Linked DNA regions of Homo sapiens: region 2 is linked to region 1. A link is a contact called in ENCODE Hi-C data. All regions are on one chromosome and are shown on one strand. The core of a region is the stretch at or near the end of the contact, and the rest is flanking DNA. Distances in the headings are between cores, read along the strand shown.

Evidence for each region. A loop is a pair of places that touch in the nucleus more often than their neighbours do. Pooled maps may share reads with other maps.
Region 2: a map of cardiac septum shows a loop between it and region 1 (12-fold over the local background). The contact joins two enhancer-like sites. A Hi-C loop is called at or near these places in 2 of 168 maps with a recorded cell type or tissue (cardiac septum and left cardiac atrium) and 4 of 50 pooled maps.

Annotation. Positions count from the first base shown.
Region 1 is chr1:229,408,903-229,413,405 of GRCh38, forward strand. It overlaps LOC124904541 (a long non-coding RNA gene), which reads left to right. Exons shown (of 2, transcript XR_007066925.1): 2 at 1,200-3,140. It also overlaps the pseudogene RN7SKP276. Among named protein-coding and RNA genes, the nearest start is that of ACTA1, 23 kb to the right of the region's middle. Within about 2 kb of position 2,074, at least 11 of the 41 ENCODE cell types and tissues checked have a DNase peak (open chromatin) inside an H3K27ac peak, as active enhancers do.
Region 2 is chr1:229,458,888-229,463,390 of GRCh38, forward strand. NUP133 (nucleoporin 133) reads right to left here. Exons shown (of 26, transcript NM_018230.3): 20 at 1,724-1,882. Among named protein-coding and RNA genes, the nearest start is that of ACTA1, 27 kb to the left of the region's middle. Within about 2 kb of position 2,329, at least 5 of the 41 ENCODE cell types and tissues checked have a DNase peak (open chromatin) inside an H3K27ac peak, as active enhancers do.

The DNA of each region.
Region 1 (4,503 bases), core at 824-3,323:
CCCATGGGCCCGCCTGGGCTGCCTGCCTCAGGCTTCTCCCACTCCACAGCCTCCTTCCTGTCCCAGGCTCTGGAGCCAGCAGAGGAGCTGCAGTCAAACCAGCTCAGGCACTTTCAGCCTAGTTAGGAAGACCAGGCAGCTGTAGGGAGGGGAAGGGGAATAAATACAGCCTGATAATGGGGAGCCTGTGAAATGGAACACAAGGAGGTCGCTTAGAGGACGGCAAAGGTAAAAACCTGCTTAAGGAAGGCGGAGGGTACTGTTCTCAACACTGGCTCTGACTGACGGGTTCTAGAGGGAAATGCTCCCTTTTATCTCCCACCCAGGAAGGAGTCTGAGAGCTTCCATGCCCCAGACTTGCCCACCATCCCCACCACCACGTCCCCTCTGAACATTCCGTGACGCTAGAGACACAGGCTCCAGGACTTTATGATCCACCATCAGCCTTGTTTTTCAAATCTACTCAATGGGAATACGTCTAGCTTTCCTCCTAAGCAGGCAGCTCATTACATCCTTGGCCCTGGAGGAAAGTTCCCTTCACCCAGTTCAGGGTGGATACAGATGCCAGGAGACTCGCTGATCAGCCACCAGGCCCTCTCTGAGCCGTCCCTGGGTGTAAGGACCTGCATGGGCTCCTAGGGGGCACGTTATGAAGGAAACTTGGCCACTGCTTTCAAGGAGTACCTGAGATTAACAAGACCCAAGTGAGAAAGCTGGTGCCGAGGGAGGGTGTCCAAGCAGTTCAAGGCTACCTTCTGCCCAGAGTCGTGGACCCCACACACACAGCTCCGTGTGCATGTGAAGGAAAGGCAAAGCAGTTTGAATTCCTGATCAGAAGGGTGGGAGCATGGTGTGGAGTGAGCTCCCAGGCCTCCCTGGAGCCAGGCACCTGAGCCACTGAGAGACAACGTCCCTGAGAAGGGACCAAAGTGCAGAGAAGGAGGGGGTGGTGCAAGGGATGGGGGAGGGGGGCGCAGGAGAGCTCAGGGTGTGCACTGAGGCCGCGGGCCCGGGGAGCTCCCAGGCAGGGTCTGGATGCTCTTGTCTTTCCCCCAGACCATGAGAATCCTGGGGAGATGCCCACCAGTGCCGCTCTCCTGGCTCTTAAGTTTGGATTTAAAGCTGTGCTTACTTATCCAAGGGGCTGGGAGAAAGCACAAGCCCTTTGTCAGCGGCTCTCTTCTTCCTTCTACGTTCAGGCAGAGTGCGGGAAGGAAAGGACAGCTGATACCCAGGAGCCTCCAGAAAGGAGAGGGCTGTGCCATGGCCAGGCACCCCTGCACCCCTCCCCCAACACCCCAGGCATGGTCATCGGGCCCTTGGAGCTTTGCCAGGGCCAGGACTCTGCTTCGGCGTGCAGGCAGGACCTGGGAACCTGGGTCTCTGGCATCTTGTTCTGAACGTGGGGATTCTTCCGGAGGGCAGAGCAGACGTGCCCATGCCTCTTCTCCACCAAACCCAGGAGCTGGGAGCGAACAGCAGGGCCGGCATCCATCCCAGGCACACAGGGGCACACATCAGCTCTGGCTGCCCATCCCTCTCTGAGCATTGCAGAAAGGCGGGTGCCGCAGGGCTCCCAGCTCACCCCAAGTTCCTCTTAGCAATAGAAAACCTGAATTCCCCTCTTCTGAGTATTTTGAAGGCAACAGGATGTACATGTTCAACATTCATCTTCTGGTTTGAGCTCGTTCCGCGGTTCTAGCAGGGGAGTGGTATACACTTGACCACAGAACCGTTGTCCTCTATCAGAGAAGATTCTCCTCTTCCACCCAGCACGCAGCTTCAGGAGAGATCCACATGGAGCAGTGAGGGAGGAAAGGGATGCCTGCCTAAGCCAGCAGGTGTCAACCCATTCGAATCAACCCTCTGCAGAATGGTAGCCCCAGGCGGCGTGCCTGTCATTTGCTCTGATCATCTATTATGCGCACCGCATGATAGCAGCAGCCCCCCACCATCTGTTTAGGATCCTTATTATGTGGGTGTCACATTTAAGTGCCTATTAGCACAGCTTCCCTGAGCCCCTCCTGCAGCTGCTACCACCCTTTGGTGCCAAAGCCCAGGCGGTTGTTCTTGTTGACTCTGTTCTCCTTCCCAGAACACTGATTACTGCTGGGAGGGCTGGCAACTCCCCACAGCCCTCTAGAGCAGCAGCTGAAAGCGCCTGGTTATTAAAAAGGCTTAGAGCTCCTGATAAGAGAGAAGGATCGCTTTATAATTCCTATGTAGACTTCTAAATTATTCCCTCGGCCCTCATCCTCTGCCACCAGATTCCCCTCCACCAGTTGGAAGGCTTAGTTAACGAGTCAGATATGAGCAGGCGCTGATATAAAAATAGAGGCAGGCAGTGGGAGCTGGCACTGTGACTCACCGTGTGGCAGGCGTGGGGCTCTGCAGACAGCTGCAGGCAGGCCTTATGCCCTCCCCCTCGGCCTCCTCTTCCCCTCCCCTACCTCTCCCTGTCCCCTCCTCCCCCCCTCCCCCTCCTCCTCTCTCCTCTCCTAGTTCCCTCTCCCTTCCTTCCCTTTCCTCCCCTTTCCGTCTCCCTTCTCCCCCCCACCCCTTCATCTCTCCTTCCTCCCTCTCCCCTCCCCCCTCCCCTTTCCAGCCCCAGAGCACAGGCCTTCAAGCAGACCCTGGGTCCAGCCAGGCTTTTTGAGCAGGTTTCTCATATTTATCATTCCCTCGAGGCAGTGAGTGAAATGGGAGGGAATGCCGAAATAGCACAGACTCTCATTCTCCTGCGGGCTTTTTGAGTTTTCTGCAGAGAACATTCTAATGACCCTCCCTTCCAGCCCCAAGGCTCCAACAGACTGAGAGGAAGTAAAAGGGCTGCTGGGACCCAGGTCGTACCGCAATCTCAGGCCCAGCCTGCCCCCGTCTCCCCACTAGGCACGCCATCTCCAGGGCTCCCAACTTGCCTGGTTCCCCACACCAGCCGAAGCTCCCAAAGGAAGGTGCCCTCGTTGAGCATCCAAATGTGTGAATCAGAGACCTGAAAGCTATCATTCAGTTCTCCCTCCTACACCCACCGAGGCCAGGTTCTGTGTGCATGTGTGTGTGTGTTTCTCTCTCCCTCTGTCTCCTTAAAACAGTTCAATGGATTTCCATTGCTCTTAAAATAAAAATTATATATACATTCAGCAGTGGAGGGTCTGCACAGGCTAGATTGGCCAACTGTGCCTCCTTGACAACCCCACGCCACCCCTACCCTCTCTCCCAGCTACACTGACCTCCCTTCAGGACTTAAAGGATCCCAGGACCTTGCTAGAGGTGTTCAACCTGCCTTTCAGAGCTGCACTTGCTCTGGAAGCCCTTCCTGACCGAGGATTGGTCAATGCTGTCCCATGCCACACCCCTCCTTTGTAGCATGTGTGAAATGTGCAGAGGCACATTGGTTCAAGTTGCTATTTGGTTGTTTGCTTGAGATGGAATCTTACTCTATTGCCCACGCTGGAGGGCAATGGCACAATCGCGGCTGGCTGCAACCTCTGCCTCCCGGGTTTGAGGGATTCTCCTGTCAGGCCTCTGAGCCCAAGCTAAGCCATCGCAGCCCCGGTGACTTGCACATATATGCCCAGATGGCCTGAAGTAACTGAAGAATCACAAAAGAAGTGAAAATGGCCGGTCCTTGCCTTAAGTGATGACATTACCTTGTAAAAGTCCTTTTCCTGGCTCATCCTGGCTCAAAAAGCTCCCCTACTGAGCACCTTATGACCCCCACTCCTGCCAGCCAGAGAACAACCCCCCTTTTGACTGTAATTTTCCTTTACCTGCCCAAATCCTATAAAACTGCCCCACCCTTAACTCCCTTCGCTTTCTTTTCGGACTCAGCCCACCTGCACTCAGGTGAAATAAACAGCTTTATTGCTCACACAAAACCTGTTTGGTGGTCTCTTCACATGGACGCGCATGAAATATGTTGCTGTGACTGGGATCAGGGGACCTCCCTTGGGAGATCAATCCCCTGTCCTCCTGTTCTTTGCTCCGTGAAAAAGATCCACCTACGACCTCAGGTCCTCAGACCCACCAGCCCAAGGAACATCTCACCAATTTTAAATCAGGTAAGTGACCTCTTCTTACTCTCTTCTCCAACCTTTCTCATTGTCCCTCAACCACTTTCTCCTTTCCACTCTTCAATCTCTCCCTTTTCTTAATTTCAATTCCTTTCATTTTCTGGTAGAGACAAAGGAGACACGTTTTATCTGTGGACCCAAAACTCTGGCGCCGGTCATGGACTGGCAAGGCAGCCTTCCCTTGGTGTCTAATCATTGCAGGGACACCTCTCTGATTATTAACCCAGGTTTCAGAGGTGTCAGACCATGCAGGGACGCCTGACTTGGTCCTTCACCCTTAGCAGCAAATCCCGCTTTTCTGGGGGAGGGGCAAGTACCCCAACCCCTTCTCATGTCTCTACCCCTTCTCTGCCTTTCTGGGGGGCAAGAAACCCCCAACCCCTTCTGCTTCACTCTTAGCGGCAAGTCCTGCTTTTCTGGGGAAGGGGCA
Region 2 (4,503 bases), core at 1,079-3,578, 50 kb after region 1:
TTTTATTGAGATATTAGAATGGCAATACCATCACAAATTAAGAATGTTTTATGCAAATTATGTGGGAAAATAGGAGTACACATTCTAAATAATCCATAAGAAATGCTTTTAAATTTAAAAAAATTATTGTATACTAATGAATTATAATTGTATATATTTATGGATACACAGTAATAATATATGTATGTGATGTGGAATGATTAAATCAAGCTAATTAACATGCCCATCACCTCAAATACCTATCACTGTGGTGAGAACATTTCAAATTTGTTCTCTTGGAAATTCTAAAATGTACAATACACTATTATTAACTTTAGCCATCATATTGTGCAATGTATATAAAAAATGTTCCTGGCTGGGTGCAGTGGCTCATGCCCGTAATCCCAGAACGTTGGGAGGCTGATGTGGGTGGATTGCTTGAGCCCAGGAATTCAAGACCAGCCTGGGCAACACAGTGAGACCCTGTCTCTAAAAAAACAAAAATAAAAATAATCTTCTTCCTTCTAACTGAAACTTGTACCCTTTGACCAACTTCTCCGGCCCATCTCCCCTTTTAAATTGGGTTATTTGTCTTCTTGCAATTGAGCTGAGTTCCTTATATGTATGTATATATGTATATGTGTATGTGTGTACCTGTGTGTGTGTGCGTATAACATCCCCTCACCCTTCTGACAGCCACCATTCTTCTGCTTCCATGAGTTCAATTGTTTTGGATTCCACATATGAGTTATTTGTCTGTGTCTGGCTTATTTGGTTTAGTGTAATGTTCTCCAGCTTCATCAATGCTGTTGCAAATGAGAGAATTTCCTTCTTTCTTAAGGCTATTACTGCATTGTGTATTCTATATACAACATCTTCTTTATCATTTACACTGATTGATGGACACTTAGGTGGATTCCATAACTTGGCTACTGTGAAAATGCTGCAATGAACATGGGAGTGCAGGTACCTTTTCAACATACTGACTTCAACTCCTCTGGATATATACTCACAAGCGGGATTGCCAGATCATATGGTATTTCTATTTTTAACTTTTTCAGGAACCTCCATACAGTTTCCCATAATGGTTGTACTAACTTACATCCCCACCAAGAGTGCATCAGGGTTCCCTTTTCTCCATGTCTTCTCCAGCACTTGTTACCTTCACCTTTTTGGTAACAGCCATTCGAACAAATGTACGGTGATGTCTCATTGTGATATAAATTTGCATTTCCCTAATGATGAGTGATGCAGAACATTTTTTTCACACATCTATTGGTCATCTGCATGTCTTTTTTTGAGAAATGTCTATTCAGGTCTTTTGCCATTCATTCATTCACTTATTTTGAGACAAGGCCTCACTCTGTTGCCTAGGCTGGAGTGCAATGGTGCAATCTCAGCTCACTGCAGCCTCAACCTCCAGAGCTCAAGTGATCCTCCTGCCTCAGCCTCTCAAGTAGCTGGGACTACAGGTGTGTGTCACCACACCTGGCTAATGTTTTTGTTATTTATGTTTCCTAGGCTGGTCTTGAACTCCTGCACTCAAGAGATCCACCTGCCTCAGCCTCCCAAAGTACTGGGATTACAGGTATAAGCCACCATGCCCAGCTCCCTTATATATTTTGGATAGTAACCCCTTCTCAGGTATATGACAGTAAACAGTATTTTAATTACTAAAAACAAAACTAATTAAAACTACCTAAATAAATTGCACACATCTGCTCCATAGAAAAATCCTTCTTACCTTTTCTAATTCTTGGCTATTAATTTCATGTAACCAGCTGAGATGTTCATGAGCTTGCAAAAAATTTGCCAACTGTCCATGCTGAGAAATGGGCTGAGATAATAATTTGCCTCGCTTTCCTTTCTCCAGATACCAACGGAAGAGAAAGTCTGAAAAATTCTACAAATAACAGAACATAGAATTCATTCATAATAGTTTAAAAAAACACATTTCTGATAACAAAACATAACTTTGTTCTAAAGGCCTCCAAAACAGAAAACCTGTTCTAAACAATAATTTCCTATATTGTAGGATCACTTAATTCAATCATCTCATTTGACAGATGTGTACATTGTGATTCAGAAAGGGCATCTTGCTCAAGATCACTGACAAGATTAATGGCAGAATCTAGATGTGCGCTGGCCAATATGGTAGCAACTGGCCATACGTAGCTGTTTAACTTAAATAAAAAATTAGCTTGAAATTTAAAATTCAGTTCCTTAGGTACATTAGCCACATTTCAAGTGCTCAGTAGCCCCATGTGGCCAGTGGCTCCCATTTGGACAGCGCATTATCAACAGCTCCATTATCACAGAAAGCTCTGTGGGACAGCACCGAGACTGTAACATTCCAGAATTCTGCGCCAGCTGGCCACATGGCCTGGCATGATACATCAAAATCTAGAGAGGCCCAAATGCCCAGCCAGTTTTCCCCACTGGCTGTTTGTGGAGTGTTGGGGTGGTGTGGAGGCTGAGCTGGAGAGGAAGACCAAGACGTTCTACAGTCTCACAGTGTTTAAGAGATACTTTCCCTAAAGCAGGGATCCTGCCATGAAAGACTTCTGACACCAGAAATGAAATGAATATTACAAGAGCTGAGACCGAGTCCTGGGCCACCTCTATTCCTAATGAACTGAGTCATCTTCCTCTCCTCTAAATTGCCTAACAGAGAAAAAGGAAAATCCACGAGGGGACAAATAACATCAATTTCCATACTATGGAGTTTTAAAAATATACAATGTCTAAAATACAATTTAAAAATTACCAGATATAGGAAGCAGAAAACTATGATTCAAGCAACATAAAAGCAGGCAACATAAACAGACTCAAAGATGATCAGAGTAAGCACAAAAGGACTTTAAAATAACATTTAAACATGTTAAATATAAGAAAAAATGCAAAAATGCATGAAAAGAGAAAGAAAATCCATAAAAATAATTTTAAAATCATGATCAGTGCAAAAAATATTTATTTAGCAATGTTTTGATATACTAAATAAGCCATGTCCAACTACTGACCTTTTTTTTTTTTTTGAGACGGATTCTTGTTCTGTTGCCCAGCCTGGAGTGCAGTGGCACGATCTTGGCTCACTGCAACCTCCTCCTTTTGGGTTCAAGGGATTCTCCTGCCTCAACCTCCAGAACAGATGGAATTACAGGCACACGCCACCATGACTGGCTAATTTTTGTATTTTTAGAAGAGACGGGGTTTTGCCATGTTGGCCAGGCTGGTCTCGAACTCCTGACCTCAGGTGATCTGCCCACCTCGGCCTCCCAAAGTGCTGGGATTACAGGCGTGAGCCACCTTGCCCAGCCCAACAACTGATCTTTGATGAAGTAAGTCATACCCAGTCAATGAAATACTATAATGCCATTAAAAATGCTGCTGTAGAATATTTAATGACATGAACAAATGTTTGCAATGTATCAAGTGAAAAAAGCAGTTGACAAAACATGTTTGTTTATAATACATAGAGTGGAAAGACTGAAAATATAAACCAAATGCTTAAAAGGTTCTCTCTGGGTGGTGGCATTTTGAGTGATTTTTATCTTTTGTGTTTATAGTGGTTTTCTAAATTTTATACAATATCACTTTTACAGTAATAAAAAATAAGCTTTTCATAGTAATCAACTGACTGAATAGACTGGCTTCAAGCAACAACTTTGAATTCACTTAAGATAGTGTCACAATGGAAATTTTTTTTTTTTTTAAAGATAGGTCTTCCTCTGTCACCTAGCTGTGGTGTAGTGGCACAATCTTGGCTCACTGGCCTTGACCTCCTGGGCTCAAACGATCCTGCCACCTTAGCCTCCTGAATAAGTGTGGCCATGGGCGTGTGGTGGCATGTTTTTTAAAAAAATTTTTTTTGTAAAGGCAGGGTCTATGTTGCCCAGGCTGGCCTCAAACTCCTGGCCTCAAGTGATCCTACCGCCTTGGCCTCTCAAAGTGCTGGGATTACAGCATGAGCCACTGAGGCTGGCTGGGAACTTTGTTTTTTAAACAGGAAGCATAATATCCCTCAAGGAAAATGAGAATGTTAGGTGTATTTGTAAAGCTAAGCTCTCTTAAAGTAGTCTTCTATGCTCCCGAGTATCTTCTATACAATTTTTAAGAACTTTACCAATATTCATGTACCTAAGTACTTTTATAATAACTAGAAAATATATAAACAGAAATGAAAGTTATATTTTCCAAAGGTCAAAGAATCTTTCAGTAATATTTATATATAAAGAATTGTGTGGTCAGGCGATGGCTCATGCCTGTTATCCCAGCACTTTGGGAGGCTGAAGCAGGAGGATCGCTTGAGCCCAGGAGTTTGAGACCAGCCTGGACAACATAGCGAGACTTTGTCTCTACTGAAAAATGAACAAAATTAGCCAGGCATGGTGGCGAGCTCCTGTGGTCCCATCTACTGGAAAGCAGGAGGTGTGGGAGGGGGTGAGGTGGGAGAAGTGATTGGACCCAGGAGGTTGAGGCTGTCGTGAACTGTGATCTCGCTACTGGACAAAATTTACAAAGAAA